Linked DNA regions of Homo sapiens: all the other regions are linked to region 7. A link is a contact called in ENCODE Hi-C or POLR2A ChIA-PET data. All regions are on one chromosome and are shown on one strand. Each heading gives the region's core, a stretch centred on a gene start or an enhancer-like site at or near the end of the contact. The rest is flanking DNA. Distances are from core to core; before and after follow the strand shown.

Region 1 (2,700 bases), core at 61-2,560, 1.5 Mb after region 7:
CGCTCACCTGAGGACCACATGGTGACCGAGAACTCGCCCTCCAGGGTCTTGATCTGCACCTGCTTCTGCTCCCACTTCTTGTTGCCCGGGTCGGCGCCGCCGCCGCCCGCCGCGCCGGCCCCGCCGCTGAGGTAACTCTTCTTGCCGCTCTTCTTGCCGCCGCCCTTCTTGACGCGGCCGCCTCCCGACGACGACGAGCCGCCGCCGCCGCTCTTGCCGGCCGCCGCCACGGTGACCAGCGTTTGTTCAATGTAGTCGTCGTCGCCGCCGGCCGGCGCGGGCACCGGGATGAGAATCTGATCCTCGAAGCCGTCCTCGGCGCGCAGCCCGTCCGAGTCGTCGCCGCCCACCACCTCCTCGCGCGTCTGCACCAGGATCACCTCCTGGTGGTGGTGCACCTGGGTCGGGTCGTCGGTGACCAGCGGCTGCAGAGCGATCATGGGCGGGTGGTGGTGGTGGTGATGGTGGTGGTGGTGGTGGCCGGCGTGCCCGTGGCCGCCCCCGCCGCCGTGGTCGCCACCGCCGCCGTCCTCGTCGTCGTCGTCCTCCTCCTCCTCCTCGCCCACCACTGTGGTCTCGATGGTCTCCACCGGGATGGTCTCCACCTCGATCTCGTGCAGCTCCACGATCTCGGCCGGCATCTCCGAGCCGTCCGTGGCGATGTAGAGGGTGTCGCCCGAGGCCATGGCTGAGGGCTCCGCCGCCACGGCCGCGGCGGCCTCGGCTCCTCGGCTGCGGGCGGGCGGGCGAGGAGGCGGCCGGCCGTGGGGAAGGAAGGCAGAGGGAGGAAGGCGGCGAGCGGGCGGGGGGAGAGGGGGCGGGCGGCGGGGGAAGGGGCGGGCGCCGCGGCGGCGGCGGGGCTTCCCCGCCTCCCTCGCCTCGGTGCGCCCGCGCCCGCGCTCGCTCGGCCGCTGCTCGTCTCGGCTCCCCGCCTCGCCTCGCCTCGCCGCAACCGCCCGCCCTGGCCGCGCCTCCTCCCGCCCTCCGGGCCGGCGCTCCGCTTCCCCCTTCCTCCTGCGCCTCCGCCTCCTTCCACACAAATACCAACTCCTCAACCCGAGCCCAGATCTCGCCGCCGCCGCCACACTCTGCTCGGGCCCGGCCTCGCGAGACTTCCGCGCTGGCCTCAGCCCGCCCCGCCTCGCTGCCACTCGCCCGTTCGCCCTCTCGATTCTCCTCTCGGCCAATCGATCTGTCCGCTGGCCTCCGCGGCCCCGCCCACTCGCCGGGCTCCTCCCGGATTGGGGCCGATGGGACCGGGGGCGGGGCGGCTCGCACGCGCCCTGGCTGGCCCGCGGCGCGTGACGTCAGCGCGCCGCCGCCGCCGCCACCGCCTCCCGCTTCCCGGTGTCGCGCGGCTGCCGCCCTTCGCGGTGCAACAGCCACAAAACCCGCCGCCTCGGGCCGGGGCCGCACTCGGGAACGGGGCGTCGCCGCTACAGCCGCTGCCTTGGGAGCCGGTGAGCGGTCCGCGCGGCCCCGGGCACCACGGGGGCGGGAGCCTGAGGAGAAGGGAGGGAGGGGCCGGCCGGGAGCGGGGTTGAGGCGGGTGGGCGGCCCGGGGGCCGCGCGGGGAGCGGCTGGCGCGTGCGGGGCGGCCCTGTCGCCCCAATAAAGTCTGCTTTGACGAGAATCGCCTGTGCTTCCTTTTTCGCGTCGGGAGGTGTTTGTTCTTGTCGCCTGGCTTCGGGCGAGCGATGGCCGCGGGGTGAGTGTGGAGGACCGAACGGACAAAATCGGGCGACGCGGGCAGCGTCCGGTATCTCGCCGCGAGCGCCCGGCGGGGTGCGGGGCCGAGCGCGGGGTCGGCGCGAGCTCGGCGGAAGCGCCCGCGGAGCCCCAGGGCCACCGTTGGGAGGATGTCCGTTATTCTTTAGTGACCCGCGGAAACCTGAGACGCAGCCGTTGGGTGCCTGTTTCCCCGTAGATCTTAGAACTACAGGGTCCTGGCGGCTTTCTAAAATTTTCTCCTGAGCTTCCCCTTCTTTGCTCTCCAGTCAGCCATTGTTTCCCTTGCCCACCCTTTCCCCCTATTTGTCACTTTCATAGGTGCTCCTTTTTACGCCCACCAGGTTTTGCATTTGTCTCATTTAAAATTCCAAATTTTTTCAGCCGTGTCCTCCATTGTACCTGCAACAGAGCCTAGATTTTTTTTTGTGGCACGGATTAGCGGCAAGTTAAACCTTCCTGAATGAGTTACATTGCAGCGAAGTGTTTCTGCTCTTATCTGTCCTTTTGGTCGACCTGACAATTTGCCTTAAAGCAAAACAAAGATTTCCTGATTTTTAAGGAAACTATGACAAATTGAAGAGTTGGAAAGGTGTGTCTTTGTTGTACTCGTTTGGCCGATTTAACGCCTCTGTGAATTTGTTCAACTTAAATATTATCAACATTTACTGTTTTGTAATAGTGTTCATGCAGTTGAGGCCCATGATTTTCTGAACTGTACGCAATACATTAATCTTAGGCTCAACTTGTTAAAACAAGTAGACTATACATTCTCATTAAAAGGCAACTTTATAAATCCTAGTCCCTTCTTATTGCTAAATCGCATTGGACTTGACTTTTGAGAATATTAGTGTAAGGAGTGACAAATTAGATCGTTTTCTCTTTGAATCTGAGCTTTGAAACCTGAATAATTCCCCTTGGAGTACTGCACCCACTCAGTTTGGAAAAGTCAAATCTGTTGAATTAAGTCAT
Region 2 (2,700 bases), core at 120-2,619, 1.5 Mb after region 7:
CACGTATGATCAAGACCGCTCTGGGGTAGAATTATAATCACTCCCTACCCAAGTGAGTGATCCGAGAGGATGGGTATATGCTTCCAGTTACTTGCTTATTCGGTCAACAAAACATACGAAGCACCAGGCACCATATGGAGCTGGAATACATCAGTAACCAAGACTCACAGCTTCCAGTCTCCAGAGCTCTCCAGTGAGTGGAAATAAGACAGCTTTCACTCGACAGGTGAGCACTGAAAAACGAGTTTTAATCACCCAGAATCCCACTGCTAATGGATGAGAGCATTTCTTCTCTTCTCCGCTTTAAAAAGGCGTATAATTATCTACCTGAGTAAGTACAAGCTACACACTACGCTAATTTACGGATAAGGAAACCGAGGCGTGGGGCACTGAGGCTGAAGCTGGCCCGGCTTAGGAATGCTTGGGGTCTGGATTTTGACTCAGCAGGTTGACTCGGAGCCTCCCTGCCTTCTTGAAAAAATAGAATGTGTGTTGAGCTCTGTCCTCGTTTGGGCCTCGAGTTTCACTTATCTTACTACAGACACCACCTTGGGAACACGAAATGTGCATCTCGCCCCTATCTGGGTGTCACCCTCACCGGCTCCCTTGCTTTCTTTTCGGGCTGTAGGGGCAGAACCCAGCCCGGGAGTTCGGAGCCTGGGCTCTCCCGGCGCTGCCATCAACTCCCTGTGATCCCAGCTCGTCACTAGGCCTCTCTGCGCCTCTTTCCACCTGTGTTAGGCGGGGCTGGGATTCCACCCCTGGCGATGGGCGTCGAGGATCCAGCACAGCCGGGGCGGGGCTAGGCGGGCGCGGGGGACGAGGGGCCCCGGGGAGGAGGGCGGGGCGGGGCACGAGGGCCCTGAGAGCCGGAAGCGCGGGGCGGGGCCTGTGCCGGGTGCACCTCGCGAGCTAGCTGCCGCCCCGCCTGTGTCGCGGTCGTACCCTCCGCCCTCTGCGCCGAGAGCCGCTGCCGCCCGAGACCTTCGAGGGCTCCTCGCCCCTGCTTCCTGGGAGACCCTCTCCGCTGGGAGAGTCGCAGTCACGGAGCCGGGGGACACCTGTACGGGCAGGCGGCCGGCGAAGGCCCGGCCCGAGAGGAAGCGGGCCCCGAACGCCGCAACTGCCTGGGAAGCGGCTTTGCGTGTGCGCGGCGAGAGTAGCGGGGCCATTGCCGGGCGTCTCAGGCGCCCGGGGCACCTCCGCCCTTCTTCCTGCCGCAGCTTCCTCGCGGCACTGGGAAGGGCGGCGGGAACGCAGGCGCTGCGCCGGGCGAAGGCCGCGGCCCTGCTCTCATCCTCAGCAGTTGGGAGGCTGGGGCTGGGCTACACCGACCCGAGCGGGGGCCGGGCGCGGGCCAGGCTCCTCCCTCATCTCCGGCTCCGTGGGCCGCGTGGCTGCCCCTTGGCAGGCTCTGCGGGGTCCCTGTCCCTGCCTGGGTAGTGTGCGCCCTTACCCTCCCGCCCCGCTTCAGGCCCTGCAGTTGAGAACACGGCGCCCTCGCCCCAGCCTGGTCCTCGCTCTAGATCCCGACCCTGACGCAGCCTGGGGAAGCCTACAAAGCCCCTCTCAAAATATTTTTAGATGAATAAAATAACAAGATTAGGAAGGAAGGCTACTATGGTAAATAGTTGGCTGGTCGCGGGGCTCACGCCGGTTTTCCCAACAATTTGGGAGGCCGAGGCGGGAGGATCGCTTGAGCCTAGGAGTTGGAGACCAGCCTGGCCAACATAGTGAGACCGTCTCTACAAAAACTTTTTTTTTTAATTAGCCGGGCGTGGTGGAGCACATCTGAGGGCCCAGCTACTCGGGAGCTGAGGCAGGAGGATCCCTTAAGCCTGGGAAGTCAAGGCTGCAGTGAGCCGAGATGGGTGCCACTTCACTCCAGCCTAGGCGACAGAGTGAGACTTGCAGAAGGAAAGAGAGAAAAGAAATACAGTAACAGTTAATAAAATTCTTAACACACATGTAATAATGTATTTTACTCACACATTAAATAACAAGACTAAAGTTGCAAGTCTAATATTCACCATGATTTTGAAATACCAGTGAGTATAAATGATATTTAGAGATTTCTGCAACAGCTGAAATGTGATATGAATATATCTGGGTTTCTCTTGGTGACAAAGTCACAGGGACAGCTAACACCTACTACTGTGGGAATTTTAATATCAGAGGTGGGTGAAAATGAGATCGCATACATTCCTTCAACCCAAATTCAGAAGCCCCCTGGCTTCTATCCTCTGACCTCCCTTCCCCTCCCCTCTCTCTGTGGATCCCAGGTTAAGAACCCCCACCCATGTGACGGGGTGTGAAGAGCTCAGTGGGAGGGGCAGAGAGGAAGAGCCTCCCTGACCCCGGTGTTTGCCTAAAGAGAAGCACAGAGCCAGTTTTCATACTCTGGGCCTTTGCACATGCTGTTCCCTCTGCTGGGCCTTCCCATCCCCCTGCCCCCTCTGCCACCCCAACCTCCTGTCTCCTTGAAAATACCCTACCCCATGCCACCCCCAGCATGGGGTTTCCTCTCTTCTCTTGCTGTCTAGTATCTTCCCAGCTCCACACAGAGCCTGTGTGTTGATCTCAGGGGTTTGTGTTCAGGCCTGGCCTCCTGCTGGGCTGAGCTAGGCAAGGCCTGGGCTGGGGCTGCTCCATCCCTAGGGCCCATTTCAATACTGGTGCTCAACGCATGTTTATTGGATG
Region 3 (2,700 bases), core at 37-2,536, 1.8 Mb after region 7:
TCGTTTAATGTGCCTTGCGCTCCTCGGCACGTGTCTGCCTCCTCTCCTGCCCTGCTCACTGCCTCAGCCTGCCTGGCAAATCATCTTCAATCCTGCTATGTGTCAGGTCTCTCCTGGACCGCTCAGCACCACCCTCCCCCACCACAGGCTGCAGGCTCCTTCTCTACACTGTTTCGGGGTCACACGCCTGCCCTCCTGCATCGGGATTGTCTTCTTACTTGCAGGCTCCCCAACTAGGCTGTGAACTTCATGAGACCAGCAAGCGAGTCTCATTCCTCTTTGTGCTGCCAGCCTCTCCAGCCCTGTGGGCTTGTGACAGTGCAGAATTGAAGGAATCCTGCGTGAGCGCCGCCATTCCAACCCAAGCAGTGCCCTGGGAGGGTCAGAGACCACTAGCCTGTGTGCGCGGGCATTTTTGGCAACTACGGCTCCTGCTTGTGTTCTATCTGGCAGGAAATAGAAATTACTTCTGGTCCATTTTGGCTTCCACACCTTGAAGATGGCCTGTGGGTCAAAGCTGGAGCTTTTTTTTTTTTGGTTCTAGCAATTCTGGTGCCTCAGCCTCCCGCCACCATGCCCACTCAGCTTAATTTTTTTATTTTTAGCAGAGATGGGGGTTCGCCATGTTGGCCAGGCTGGTCTTGAACTCCTGACCTCAGGTGATCCACCCACCTTGGCCTCCCACAGTGCTGCGATTACAGGTGTGCGCCACCGTGCCCGGCCTGGAGCTTATTTTAATTTCACCTCTCTCGGGCTCCCCCACTCAAAAGTGATTTCCCTAAGATCATGTTTTACTGGCTTTGAAGGCAGGAGGGGTGACTCTGGGATGAGGGCCCTATAGTCATACCGGGGAGCACTCCAGCCTTCTGCTGGGGTGACTTAGAGATCTGGACCCATCAATAAGAAGCGTGGCCAGACGGGGCTGGGGGAAAATCTTTGCTACCTGTCTTGTGGAGGGCAACTTCTTAGTGCCACTGTTTGCAAGGAGAAAGGAGGACCTAGTGTTACCGGTGGAGGGTGTCCAGGTTCTTCGCATCTTGAACAAAGAACTGGACAAAACACACAAACAAAGCAAGGAAAGAATGAAGCAATAAAAGCAGAGATTTATTGACAGCAGAAGTATACTCCCCAGGGCGGGAGCGGGTGAGCATGGGGGTTCCAGAGCCCCATGACAGAATTTTCTGGTTTTCCTCTCGCAAGGCCAGAGTCCCTCCGCTAGAGCGCTTCCCGCCCGGCCTGGCAGTCGGAATCCCGGGTTCCACGCAGGAAGGGGAGGGGCCAGGCTCCTCCCTGCTGCAAACCTTGTGAACTTCCCGAGGCTCCCCCTCAGTGGGCAGGCTGGCTGGAGTTTCTCCAGGGACCTGCTCCCACCTGGCTGTGTCACAGGGCTGGGCGGGAGCAGGCCTGCTGTTCTGCAGCCAAGTCTGAGTGTTCCCACTTTATGGGAACTTAATGTCTCCACTTAATTGAAGAAGAAAACTAAGCCAAGTACATGCCTGGGACAACCAGCCAGCCATCCTAGAGAGGCCTAAGGGTCCCCCTGGAGCCCGTGCCCCTTCCCAGGAGCCCTGAGGCCACTGGGAAGGGAAGCCCCATCCAGCTCACACCTAGGAAAGCCAAAATCTCTCCTCACTCCCAGCTAGTCATCGGGTCCCAGCTTGGGGGCCCGTTCACCATCAGCTTTGGGGAAGAAACTTCCCGCTCACTTCTCCTGCCTGCTGTCTCGCAATTACCGTGGGGACTGTGGCAGCCAGGCCTTTGTGGGAGCCGCCGGCACTTCATTCGCAAGGAGGCCGGGAGGCCCGGGCATCCGAATGCGAGCAGACGTGTCAGGGGTCGGGGTGTTGGGAAGTTTAAAGGCTGCAGCCTCCCCACCCAGGGAGGCACGGTCTTCCCGCCAGGCTGCGCAGTCAGAATGTGGCATGTCTAAAGGAGGGAATCGTAGAGAAGTGATGAGGAGAGTCAAGAAGATCTTGCCTAAGAGCAATTGGAAAACAAACAAAAAAATCTTGAGAATAGAAAATACATTATTTCAAAATTAAGAAATTAATTAGAGGCAGTGAAAAACAAAAGACACTCCTGCAGAACAAGGGTCAGTACACTTTCTGCAAAGGACCAGCTGGTAAATAGTTTTGGCTTTTTCAAAGCCATGTGGTCTGTCACAACTGTGGCAGGCCAATTCTCCCTGACAATCACACAGACGGGCCTGTATGACAGTCGACAGACAGGCCTGCACAGCACCCCAGTTACACAGATTTCCACAGCGCTGCCTTAACACTGAGCAAATAGTTAAACCTAGGGCAATCGGTGCCCAGACATCAAAGCTACAAATAAAGCATACGGTCAGTAGAAGCCTTGCATGGGCTTCTCCCTAACCTGGAGCAAGTCAAAATAATAGAATCTAACATTCCTAGTGCCAGGACCTGCCTCGGGTCGACAAAATCTGAGACGAGTCAAGGTAACAGAGGCAGCTGTTTGAATAGATTCATCAGAGAGTCTAAGGCAGCACTCCAGACCAAGCTGTAAAGGAGATAAGATAGAAATAATCACTCTGGTACCACAGGAGACAGGCCTTGAAGGTACTGGGGCCCACACAGCTTAATCAGACTTAGCTTGTTTTTTTTTTTTTATGTTCCAAATGTGATGGGTTTATTTTATTTTACTCTGATGCAAAATCAAAGATTCCACAATAGCACAGAG
Region 4 (2,700 bases), core at 201-2,700, 1.5 Mb after region 7:
CCTGGACTAGGAGTCAGCAGACCTAGGGTTTGGGTCTCTGCTTAACATTCTACTTAGACTCTAAAAGGAAACTAACATGAGCACTGGGGACCCCTGCCCCTAGCACCAGGCTGCACTACTGACAACACCTACCTGTGTGTCCTAGTACCAAATACACAGAACCTTTCGACCTGCACCTCCAGGAGGTAGGTACCCACTGGAATTTGGATAAAAGAACCATGTGACCCTAAACCTGGAAACGTGGCACACGGTGTGGCCTTGCCTGCCTGCAGGCCCTAAAGAAGGAAGCTGGGCCCGGCCTAAGGCTGATCTGACTCCTACAGCGAAGAGAAAGCGCCTGGCCCGTCCCTGCTCCCAGGCTCCAACCTGACAGTCTGGACCTCCAGAGGCGCTGGGGAAGGGCTGGTGGGAAGTCACCGAATGGGACGCTCCACAGGGACCAGGGCAGTCCCTTGCCACTGCGAATGTCAGGGACTCCTGGGGGGCCGAGTCAGACTCGGCTCTCATTCATCCCCGCAGCCCATGGATACCCTGGTGACCCAGAGCCAAGCACCCTCCGACTTCAGCGCCTGAGCGCGGCCCCTACCGAGCCCCTCCGGTCTCGCCCCGTCCGGCCGCCGCTGACGGAGGCGCTGCGATCTGGCCCGACTCCACTCTGCAGCCCAGTCCAGGAACCTCCCTCTCTCCACAACCTTCCGCGGCTCCCGCGACCCGCAGTCCTCGGGAAGGAGCTGTGGCCCGAAGGCCTGCTGCGCCCTTTGCCCATGGCCCCTTTCCCTTTTAAGGTTCCCTGCTCTCCGCCCAAATCCCAGCCTCAGGCTCCGCAGGAAGCGCCCGTGCGCGTCCGACCCCCAGAACCCGGCGGGTTCGGCCAGGAGTCCGGAAGCCCCGGAGGCCACCGCCGCCGCGGGCGCGCAGGCGGGACGGGCAGAGGCTCCCCACGGGCGATTCCCGCTCGCGGAGTTTCGCAACTAGCGGCGTCCCAGTCTGCGGGCCTCGGAACGTCCCGGCGCTCCACGGCCGTTTTCGCGGCAGGGTCCGCACGGCACAGACTAGGGCGCTGAGGTTCTGCGGCGGCGCCGGACTCCGAACCCAGGGTCCGGTTCCCGACCCGGTCCAGACCAGAGCCACCCCGCGTACTCCGGGTGGGGGAGTCCTCGGCTCAACCCCGCCACCCCGCGCGTCCCCTCCCGCCGGACCTGCGCACCCAGCGCGCTCTTTGTCTGAGGCGTCCCCGCGCCCCGCCCGCGCGCCCACCACGTCCCCCGCGCCCCGCCTCCCGCGCACGCCCGGCCAATGAGGCGCGGCGGCGAAGCGCAGTGCCCGGGGTGTTGTCCGCGCCGTGCCCGCCCATTGGCCTCACTCGGCGCCCCCACCCGGGCCCTGCCGGCAGGCACGAGGGGCGGGGCGCGCGGCCCGAGGTGAGGGACCGCGGGCCGGAGGGGATCCAGCGAGTCAGCTGCCGCCGAGGGACCAGCGCGGGTCTAGCTGCTGCCGCCATCCCCACCATCCCTGACCGCGCCTGCCCGGGCTCCGCGCCAGGAGGAGCGGCCAGGCCCAGCCCCGGCACCGCGCGCTCGGGGACCCCGACGGCGCCCAGCCCGGCGAGGGGCCTCAGGGGGAGGACGAGGAGGAAAGGCGGCCTCGCCGGGGACCCGGCCATGGCGCTGGACTTCTTGGCTGGATGCGCGGGGGGTAAGGAGGCGGCGGGCCGGGCCGGGCCGGGGCGAGGCGTCCGGGGAGGGAGGTCGGCCCACCAGCACGCCCTGGCCTCGCGGCTTCCCGCTGGCGGGGGTCGCCGCGTCTGTGAATGGGGACCACAGTTCTCTTGCCTCGGGCGGGTCTCGTGGGCGTAAATTGACTTCAGGCCCGGGCTGTCCGCGAGGGCAGGTGTCTTTATTCTCTCTGGGCACGCTCGGACGGGAGGTCTGGGGCGCCGGGGCAGCACCGTGGCTGAGCGGAGGCCAGGACTGCCGGGAGGATGCCCCACTGCCCCCCGCGCCGAGGTCCCGGGCTCATCTCCTTCCCCTCCCCCATCCCCATCCGTTGCGCACTGGGAGCAGGGTCCCCTCCCCCGGCCGTATATTTCGGGACTGACTCCACCCCGTCCCGCGCAGCCATCCAGCGGGGTTGGGGCTACGGAGCCGACCCCCTACTCGGCTGGCCTTGGAGGGCACTGAACCACTCTGGCGCCGAGTCACGCCTTGGAACGCCGCCCCTTCCTACGCGGTTTTGTGAGCTGTTGGGGGCGGAAGGGGGGTGGTGGGTGGGTCGGGCGAGCCGGTGTGGGGCACCTTCTCCGAGGCGCGGTCGCGGCTCTGGGGTTCCTCCCATGCAGTTGTCCCCGGGAGGGCCCGGGCGGGCGTGCAGTCCAGGCTCTCCCATGCCCCGACCGTGGGCGTCGGGCACGGCACTTCCCTGTTGGGCCTCTGGCTTCTCTGCTTTTACCTTGAGGGTTAATTTATTCACCAGGATTTAGATGTCGGGGGCGGGGGAGGGTGGTTGGCGGCGGGAGTTGCTGAGAGGGCCGGCCGCTTATCCCTGTTTGGTCCCACTTTTCTCCCAGCACCTGCCCTTGTTCACCGCCTCTTCATCTACTTGGATTTGGCTCGAATAAACCCTCAGCTCCCGGCCAGCGCTGAGAGCCCTGGCGGAAGAGTGGGTAGCGGTGGCCTTAAGTATTAAATCTGTGGCGTCGGA
Region 5 (2,700 bases), core at 152-2,651, 1.7 Mb after region 7:
TTTCAAGATGGAAATTTCTAGGATTTCTACGATTTTAAAATTGAAAAAGAAATTGCTGTGCCTCATTTACTTTTGATATAATTTTCTGCAATTAGTAATTGACACGGTAGAATAAGCTGCTAGAAGTTTTCACAATGTAATTTACAACTGAAAATGACTTTGGAAGTTGATATGCCTTTGAAATGAAAAGCATTCTGTTTTCTAAAGCTCCACTCACGAGTCCTCTAAAGTTAAAGGAAAGTTACTAAAATGACAGGATCAGAAATAAAGCCAACTGGAAAATAAGCAGCCCTGGACAAGTTCTACCTATCACCACGTCAATTTTAACAACTCACTGCAAGCTGCTTCTGTGCCTGTGTAGCGTGCTGCGAAAACCACCGGATGAGGCCAACCTCGTTAAACCCTGGTTCCATTCCTTCCCCAACCTGCCATGTGACCTTGGACAAACCCCACAACTTTTCAGAGGTTTTCTCAGCTACGAAACAGGAGTGATGACAGCGTTCTCATCAATCTAACACGGCTAAAAGATTCAAATAAGAAAACTGGCGAAATGGCACTTTGGAAATTGTGAAATAATTTTCAAAGTGAGGGATTGTTACTTTATGCTAAAAAACAAAGCTGTCATGAGTCAATCAAACAAATGCCCCAAACCCCACAGGATAAAAGTCTGTCTGTCCTATCATCTATAATCTTTCAGAGTTGTAGGGCAGGGGAGAGGCAGGTCCAAAATGTAATCTCACCTTTAGAGAGAACAATCTCAATGAGGAGTGCGGTTTGTAGACTGGCTGGTATTCACACATGTGCTCAACAGCAATAGCCTAAGTCCACAAGTCTCTCAAGTGGAGGGTCAGGACTCTTGCTATTAAGTTCATGAAGTTCCTATCATAAAAAGAACCCTCTCTGCCTATATTTAGAAAAAACAACCAGTCTCGGGTCATTCTAGAGAGAAGGGCCAGGACTCACCAAATGTACCTCTGAGCTAAACAACAATTCCCCTAGATGGCTCAGACCCTCCTCCCTATAATGAGAGGCAGGTGCTAATTTCTAAGTAAGTCCTTGACTCAGAAGCCATTAAAGGTCACAGGCATCAAGAGACACAGGCCTGTGTAATGGAAAGACCAGCGGCTAGAGAGGGAGCAGACTGTCACTAACCTGCTGTGTAACCTCATGTAAGCCCCCTGCCCTCTGGTCATGGACTTCTCGATCAGTATACTAAGGGGACCTGAGATAATTTCTACAGCCCATTCACCGTTAAGATTCTAGGTTTCCTCTTGACATCCCTCTGTCCCCTGCACTGGTTCCAATACTCACCTTGTGGCCATGGCTGAAAAGTGGCAGCACAGGGAACCCTGAGGAGGCGAGTCCTGTACTCCCACCAGCCTATGTTGATCAGAGGACCACAGACCCTCTGAAGACAGCAACTTGATTTTTATAGCCTACTTAAAACCAAACAGGAAAAGGAAGCTGAACCAGAGACAAAGGGGAAACAAACCCAAGTGAAAAACTGAAACCTAGGTAGAAAATAGAGAAACAAGAAGCTAACACTGCAGAGCCCCACCAGCGTGGGCGGCTGAGAGGCACTGCACAGGCCCAACCCCCCACAGCTGGCAACCTCAAGCCTCTAAGTGCTTCCTGCAAGGGTGCAAGGGTGGGTGAAGCCTGCTGGAGGTAGGGGCCAGGTCATGGTGCTGGCCCCCCACTAACTAGCTCTATAGTCTAAGTCAATGCCACTTAAGATGTCTGAGCTTCAGTTTTCCATCTGTTATAGAAAGTGCAGGCTCAGCACAGATGACTTCCTATAGGCCTTAAGAAAAGGCTACAAGAACTCGGAAGAGTCCCCACTGACTCTCCAGAGAATAGAAGACTAGATGATAAAGGCTATAAGCTGATCAAGTCTTTTTTTCTTTTTTGAGACAGAGTTTCACACTCCTGTCACCCAGGCTGGAGTGCAATGGCACGATCTTGGCTCACCGCCACCACAGCTTCCTGGGTTCAAGCGATTCTCCTGCCTCAGCCTCCTGAGTAGCTGGGATTATAGGCATGTGCCACCATGCCCAGCTAATTTTGTATTTTTAGTAGAGACGGGGTTTCTCCATGTTGGTCAGGCTGGTCACGAACTCCCGACCTCAGGTGATCCGCCTGCCTTGGCCTCCCAAAGTGCTGAGATTACAGGCGTGAGCCACCGCGCCAGGCCACTGATCAAGTCTTCATATTTGACTCTGGAACAAAATTTGTACTTCTACCGAGGAGACAACTCTCTCTAATGATGACATTTAAGTCAGCAATTTAGAGCCTGAAAGGAAAACACTTGAGGAATACTGGAAACTTGGCTTTGTCACTTGTTTATTAAGTGGGTGGCCTCAACTGTAAAATGGGGTTATACTTATTTTGCCTATCTCCACAGGGTTCTCATGAAGGTAAGATCCAGTCCAATCTTTCTTTCAAAATCTACTGAGAACTCACTAAGAAGCATGCACTGTGTTAGAAATCACAGACAAAAAATTGAGAACGACTGTACTTGTCCTTAAAGGACTTTTATGGTTTAGAAAAGAAGAGGTTGATAATGTTAGCAAATATTTAATAGATCCATTAAAATATTATTGATATAGTGAAAAACAGCTGTACAGAGTACAGTACAAAAGAAGTATCAGTTCTAATTGGAGAGATGAATGCACTTTGAATGCTAAAAATGCATTTTAA
Region 6 (2,700 bases), core at 194-2,693, 1.5 Mb after region 7:
GACCTGGGACCTTCACCAGCCCTCCTTGTGCTGGGTGGGTTCTTGTGACTGTAGGGATGGCTCAGCCCTATGCACACCCATCCCTTCATTCTCCCAACAGCCATACAAGGTCGGTGCTGGCACCCCCATTTTGCAGTGCAGGGTACCAGTTGGGGAGGGTCCCTGTCCAAGGCCACACAGCTAGTTGGTGCTGAAGCCAGCGCCAGGAGCCAGTCAGCCCATCCTTTGCCCTTCAGCAGGATCAGCTGGGGCCAGGCAACCCTGGAGCGGCAATGCAAGAACCAGAGGGGGCCTGGCCAGGGCAAGGGTCCAGGTCCCATGCTCCTGGGTCTCAGCTTCCTTGCTGCTTCTTACACACCCCTGACCTCATGGTACCCACCTACCCACGGAGAGGCAGATGCATTGCTGGGTCCAGAGGCCACTTCCCAGGGAACTGGGAAAGGCGGTGGGGCCAGTGTCCACCTTGATCAGGGCACAGCAGAGATAGGGCAGAGGCTGAGGGGAATGGGCCTGTGCCCCAGGGGCTCCTTGCTCAGCCTTGCTCTCCTCCGACTTGACCTCCCCCAGGATCGTGGGGAATGCCAGACGCCCCCACCAGCGCCCCTCTGCAAGCAACACCCCCCCCCCCAGCCATGCTCTGCCAGGCCAGCCAACACCACGCCAGCTGTAATGATGTCCCACAAAGTTTGGGTGAATGAGTAAGTTCAAATCTGGCTTGAATATCCTTGGGGATGGTGAGGACACAGGACAAAGAGCAGACACAGGGGAACATGGTGGGCTCTGTTTGGTGTTGTGACAGTACTGGCCGGTTTCTTGTTTATCTCCCCAACCTCTACCTTAGCTCCATGAGGGCCAGGGGTGCAAAGTCAGCATGCTGAATGAATGAGTGAATGAATGGGTGAGAGCAGAGGCTGCTGAGTACAGGGCCAGGTTGGGTTTTGCCAGGCAATACAGAGACGGGCCAGGGAAGACGGAATGTACACTGTGAGGCCAGAACACGCTTGGGGGCAGAGGGTGAAGCGGTGATGGGCTGGAGAGGGGCTGGGGCGGCCGGAGTGGCTCCAGAACCTACAGGCAGGGTGATGGTAGGAGCCCCCGCCACGCCCGTGGTGGAGCTCTCCGTGGGGAGAGGAAAAGCATCCCCAGCTTGGAGGGCTCCAGGACGTCCCTTTGGGCCGGCACCCCAAGGCCCTGTCTCCCCGCTTCCCGGGCCCGCCCCCTAATCCCAGGACCGCAGCCTCTCCCACCCCGCCCTCCAGGGGGCGCTGCTCCACCGGGGGGAAGGGGGGGCGTCCCAGGGCCTTGCTTAGCTGGGGCCCCCTGGTATGTGGCCCCTCCCTCCTCGGGCGTCGCCGCCGCACCGCCCTGCCCCGTGTCCCTGTGGCCCTGGCGGCGGGAGTCTCCTCCGCCCGAGGCCTCGGGCAGGTGGGGTGCACGCAGCCTCCTTCCGCGTTTCTCGGGCTCTGAATCTCCGCGCCCCCGTGGCCCTGGGCTCACTCCGCGCGGGGGACGCTCGTAAGCGGCGGCGGCTCGCGGGGACCCCACACTCAGGGATTCTGGACAGCCCCCACCGCGCCTCGGGTCCCCGCGAGGTCCGGGCCGCTCCGCGCTGCGCACGCGCAGCCCCTCCCCACAGCGGACGCGGCCCAGCCCCGGGGCCCGCTGGCACAGTGCCCTCCTGCGGCCGGCGGCGGCGGCGCACCCTGCGGGTGGGGGCCCAGGCGCAGGTCTAGAAGCCCCCGGGGCCGCCCGCCAGAGCAGCGTGGGGGACAGGCCCTGGAGCACTGCAGGGTGGCAGGGAAGGGCTGGGACAAAGGCGCGGCCCAAGTCCCCAGAAGGGTCTGGGGGCGGGCAGGGCTGCCCGCGCTAAGTGCTGGCCAAAGGCCAGGCGGGCAGGGGCTAGGGCTGGCCACCAGCTCCCGGGATATTCCTAGGGTCCGGTACAGACGCACGTGGCAGGCCAAGAAGAAGCCATGCAAACACCTGAGGGGCGTGCTCAGACCCCGTCCTGCCTCCTTGCCTCCTCTCCCTCCCTAGCTACCCCGCCCCCCCCCGCTTTTTTAGACGGAGTCTCGCTCTGTCGCCAGGCTAGAGTGCAGTGGCGCGATCTTGGCTCACAGCAACCTCCACCTCCCAGGTCCAAGCGATTCTCCTGCCTCAGCCTCCCGAGTAGGTGGGATTAGAGGCATGCGCCACCACGCCCGGCTAATTTTGTATTTTTAGTAGGGAGGAGGTTTCTCCATTTTGGTCAGGCTCGTCTCAAACTCCCGACCTCAGGTGATCTGCCCGCCTCGGCCTCCAGAAGTGCTGGGATTACAGGCATGAGCCACCGCGTCCGGCCCCTAGCCCCTATTTATCACAGCCTTATCCTCCTTCCTCCAGATGTCATGCCAGTGCCAGTAGGGCAATGCCATTCCTGCCTAAAACAGGGCCTGGCACATAATTGCATTGATCGAATCAGGGCCCCTGGAGGTGGAGAGGTAAGCTTTGGAAACGAAAACTCCAAGAGGGAGGGGAGGGACAGGACAAGAGGTGATCCATTAGGAAAGGCTGAAAAATGAGATAAAGCCAGGACTGGGCTCTGAGGGTCGGCGGGACTGGATTTTTCGGTAGGAAGTAGGGAACCGCTGCAGTTCAAATCACGTGCTGAGACCCTGTTAGCAGAAAGGCCGTGTGGGGAGGTCAGCAAGGACCGAGGGG
Region 7 (2,700 bases), core at 122-2,621:
TCACATAGGGAAACATTTTAGAAGATTCTAGGCTTTATCACTCTCGGTTTTTCTACCTGAAGTTAAAAGCTGTGTATAAAATACAAAGTCAATATTTGATGACAGTTACCTCTGATTCTACTGTGTCTTGTCCTTCTTTTGAACTTTTTCCACTCTTCCCTGCTTTTGGTGATTCCTGGTAAACATCAAGCAAAGTCAATTAGTCTTCTCACTTTTTAGACAGGTAAACATCAGATAAGCCAAATGCAGTTTTAAAAGTGATTTATACAACTACAGCTTCTGATATTTTTAATTCATACCATTAGGAAATTCTATATCATACCGTTTAGGATTCCAACAGTGCAATGCCCCCCAACCCCCATTCAGATTCTTTTCGTTTTATCTGCATTTGAGGTTGAAAACTTCAAGCAGAAAACAGATAAATCCAATTTTATACAGTGCTTCTGGCATTTTGAGATCCACATCACATCCCTTTCTACCCTCCCACCCTAAACCCTATGAGTGAGGATTTCTGGGGTGATAATGAAACGCTACAGAGCTCCACCTGAAGCAGAAACATACCCGCCCCCCCGAATGCAAACGCAGCACCCTTGCTCGCAGCCCTCACCGCCGCCGCCACCCAGGATAATAATAGTGTTCGAGAGCCCCAGAGCGTCCCTCCGGGGCGGCAGAGAATTCCTTACCAGCTCTCAGCGGGGTCCCTTCTCGCTCCCTTTCCCCCGTACAGGGGTCCCTCCCCAGGCGTCTACAGCCCCCATCCCTGAAGCTCCTTTCCGGGAGCCTGCGAGGCTGCGAACCCCCTCGGCGGCCGCACCTGCCCGCCCAAGCCCACGGCGCGCTGTCGGAAACGGGCGCCCCTCCGACCCCCTCCCCGGGCCGCGCCCTCCCTCCACGCCCAGCCCCGGCCCATCACGAAGGTCCCAGCGGCCCGGGCCTGCGCCCCGCGGCTCCGGCGCGATCCCCGGGCTCCCCGCCCCCACCGGGCATGAGGCCGAGAGAAGCCCGGGGATGCCTGGCTCGGCCGCCCTCGGGGACGCGAAGCCCGCGGCGTCAGGCGGGGAACTGAGCCGGGGCCCGGGCGCAGGACCCCGGTGCCGTCGCGCCCTCCCCCGGCAGTCCCTCCCTGCTCCCTCCGTCCCGCGGCCGGGCCCGGACTCACTTTCTCCTTCTTGTTTTTATTCGGCATGGCTGGAGCGGGCCGCCGCCGCCGCCGCCGCCCCTGCCGCCGCCTGCCCCCGCAGCAGCAGCGCCCCCGCCCCGGCCGTCGCGCCCCCGCGGCCGCCGCCGCCGCCGCCGCCCGGGGACTGAGTCTTTCGCTTGCTCTCGCTTCCCCTTTTCCAGACTCCCAGAGGCTGCGGCAGCCACGGCGGCGGCGGCGGCGGCGGCGGCGGCAGCGGCGGCGTCTCTCCGCCCCTCCCCCGGCCGGCCCGCCCCGCCCCTCTCCTCCCACCCCCCGGCCGGCCGCCCCGCCCCGCCCGCCGCTCGCCCCACCCCCGCGCCCGGCCCCGCCCCGCTGCACTCAACAGCGCCCTGCCATTGGTCGACGCGCCCCCACGTACCCTAACGCTCCCCGCTCCCCCCACCCTCTCCGCGCGACCCGTTCACGCCCCCGCCCTCCGTCCCGAGTCGCTGCGAGCCGGCCTCAGGCAGGCCGCGGCCTCCTGGCGCGGGGCTGACCGCTGAGCAGAGCTGAGCCGACTCAGGGGAGGGAGCATGTGGCTGCGACTGCGGTGACAGGGCCGTGGCCCGCTGTGGAGGCGCAAGACAGAGCGTGAGACGTAGGAAATGCACATTTGAAATGTATGGCAACAACTTCTGCAGCCGGCGAAACGCGAACCGTGGCCTCTTGGCCTTGCCCCCTCACCGCCGCGGCTCTCGTTGCAGTCAAGAGTGCCTGGCACGCTTTGCACTGAGGCGCACGGGGAGGCCCGGGAACCGAGCGAGCGGCAGTTTCGCGGGACACCGCTGGGCCCCGCCTCCCCTCCCTTCCCTCCCCTCCCCTTCCCTCCTCTCCCTCCACTCCCCTCCCCTCCGTCCCCTCCCCTCGACCACCCCGTCCCCTGCCCTCCCCTTCTCTCGACCAGCCCGTCCCCTGCCCTCCCCTCCCCTCCCCTCGACCAGCCCGTCCCCTCCCCTCCTCTTCCCTCGGCCAGCCCCTCCCCTCGGCCAGCCCTTCCCCTCGACCAACCCCTCTCCTCGACCGGCCCCTCCCCTCGACCGGCCCCTCCCCTTGGCCGGGCCCTCCCCTTGACCGGCCCCTCCCCTCGACCGGCCCCTCCCCTCGGCCGGCCCCTTCCCTCGGCCAGCCCCTCCCCTCGACCAGCCCCTCCCCTCGACCAGCCCCTCCCCTCACCAGCTCAGCTTTCCGCAGCTCCTCCCGCGAGGTCCCGCCCATCCGACAGCCCGCCCCTCCCTGGTTGGTCCCGCCCTCCGCAGTTTCTCCCGCAAGGTCCCGCCTACCCGACAGTCCCGTCCTTTCCTGGTTGGTCCCGCCCTCCGCAGCTTTTGCCGCGAGGTCCCACCCACCCGACAGCCCCGCCCCTCTCCAGTCGGCCCCGCCCTCCGCAGCTCCTTCCGCGAGGTCACGCCCACATGCGCAGCCCCTCTCCTCCGGCGTCGGCCCCGCCCACCGAGGCGAGGCCTCAAAGACTTGGTGGCCGCTGCGCCAATAGGATTTTATTTTTATTCTTTAATTTGGCT

Evidence for each region. A loop is a pair of places that touch in the nucleus more often than their neighbours do. ChIA-PET counts read pairs that join two places held with the same protein, here RNA polymerase II (POLR2A). Pooled maps may share reads with other maps.
Region 1: a loop to region 7 is called in a map of ascending aorta, with 14 times the contacts of the local background. The contact joins the promoter of YY1-DT here to the promoter of PPP2R5C in region 7. A Hi-C loop is called at or near these places in 1 of 168 maps with a recorded cell type or tissue (ascending aorta), 1 of 37 single-sample maps with no recorded cell type and 15 of 50 pooled maps. POLR2A ChIA-PET finds 5 or more read pairs at or near these places in 1 of 52 experiments (PC-9).
Region 2: a loop to region 7 is called in a pooled map, with 9 times the contacts of the local background. The contact joins the enhancer-like site here to the promoter of PPP2R5C in region 7. A Hi-C loop is called at or near these places in 6 of 50 pooled maps. POLR2A ChIA-PET finds 5 or more read pairs at or near these places in 2 of 52 experiments (GM12878 and PC-9).
Region 3: a loop to region 7 is called in a pooled map, with 2.6 times the contacts of the local background. The contact joins the enhancer-like site here to the promoter of PPP2R5C in region 7. A Hi-C loop is called at or near these places in 5 of 50 pooled maps.
Region 4: a pooled map shows a loop between it and region 7 (5-fold over the local background). The contact joins the promoter of SLC25A29 here to the promoter of PPP2R5C in region 7. A Hi-C loop is called at or near these places in 5 of 50 pooled maps.
Region 5: a loop to region 7 is called in a map with no recorded cell type, with 13 times the contacts of the local background. The contact joins the promoter of EVL here to the promoter of PPP2R5C in region 7. A Hi-C loop is called at or near these places in 1 of 37 single-sample maps with no recorded cell type and 6 of 50 pooled maps. POLR2A ChIA-PET finds 5 or more read pairs at or near these places in 1 of 52 experiments (endothelial cell of umbilical vein).
Region 6: a loop to region 7 is called in a pooled map, with 5 times the contacts of the local background. The contact joins the enhancer-like site here to the promoter of PPP2R5C in region 7. A Hi-C loop is called at or near these places in 3 of 50 pooled maps.

The regions. Positions count from the first base shown.
Region 1 is chr14:100,237,231-100,239,930 of GRCh38, reverse strand. It overlaps YY1-DT (YY1 divergent transcript), which reads left to right and starts at 1,310. Exons shown (of 2, transcript NR_189150.1): 1 at 1,310-1,460. It overlaps YY1 (YY1 transcription factor), which reads right to left and starts at 787. Exons shown (of 5, transcript NM_003403.5): 1 at 8-787. The coding sequence starts at 686. RefSeq lists enhancers at 1-35, 873-1,725 and silencers at 136-185, 676-745, 896-975, 1,036-1,635.
Region 2 is chr14:100,212,765-100,215,464 of GRCh38, reverse strand. The region is part of intron 1 of YY1-DT (YY1 divergent transcript); the gene reads left to right. Among named protein-coding and RNA genes, the nearest start is that of YY1-DT, 25 kb to the left of the region's middle. RefSeq lists enhancers at 495-544, 1,222-1,722 and a silencer at 765-1,484. Within about 2 kb of position 1,369, at least 36 of the 41 ENCODE cell types and tissues checked have a DNase peak (open chromatin) inside an H3K27ac peak, as active enhancers do; they include GM12878, where a contact is called at or near this core.
Region 3 is chr14:99,965,742-99,968,441 of GRCh38, reverse strand. No RefSeq gene overlaps it. Among named protein-coding and RNA genes, the nearest start is that of EVL, 98 kb to the left of the region's middle. RefSeq lists an enhancer at 1-437. Within about 2 kb of position 1,286, at least 3 of the 41 ENCODE cell types and tissues checked have a DNase peak (open chromatin) inside an H3K27ac peak, as active enhancers do.
Region 4 is chr14:100,305,194-100,307,893 of GRCh38, reverse strand. It overlaps SLC25A29 (solute carrier family 25 member 29), which reads left to right and starts at 1,450. Exons shown (of 4, transcript NM_001039355.3): 1 at 1,450-1,695. The coding sequence starts at 1,662. MIR345 (microRNA 345) reads right to left here and starts at 35; the gene lies at 1-35. RefSeq lists enhancers at 470-639, 670-739, 1,948-2,514 and silencers at 830-899, 990-1,459, 1,520-1,619.
Region 5 is chr14:100,064,123-100,066,822 of GRCh38, reverse strand. EVL (Enah/Vasp-like) reads right to left here and starts at 1,401. Exons shown (of 14, transcript NM_016337.3): 1 at 1,312-1,401. The coding sequence starts at 1,322. RefSeq lists enhancers at 528-597, 658-737, 1,118-1,257, 1,308-1,387, 1,438-1,527 and 1 more.
Region 6 is chr14:100,284,399-100,287,098 of GRCh38, reverse strand. It overlaps a transcript of SLC25A29 not described here. Among named protein-coding and RNA genes, the nearest start is that of MIR6764, 8.4 kb to the right of the region's middle. RefSeq lists silencers at 1,021-1,780, 1,811-1,920. Within about 2 kb of position 1,443, at least 32 of the 41 ENCODE cell types and tissues checked have a DNase peak (open chromatin) inside an H3K27ac peak, as active enhancers do.
Region 7 is chr14:101,760,380-101,763,079 of GRCh38, reverse strand. It overlaps PPP2R5C (protein phosphatase 2 regulatory subunit B'gamma), which reads right to left and starts at 1,371. Exons shown (of 16, transcript NM_001352913.2): 1 at 1,160-1,371; 2 at 110-175. The coding sequence starts at 1,186. RefSeq lists silencers at 736-805, 856-1,075, 1,216-1,455, 1,466-1,625, 2,086-2,135 and 2 more.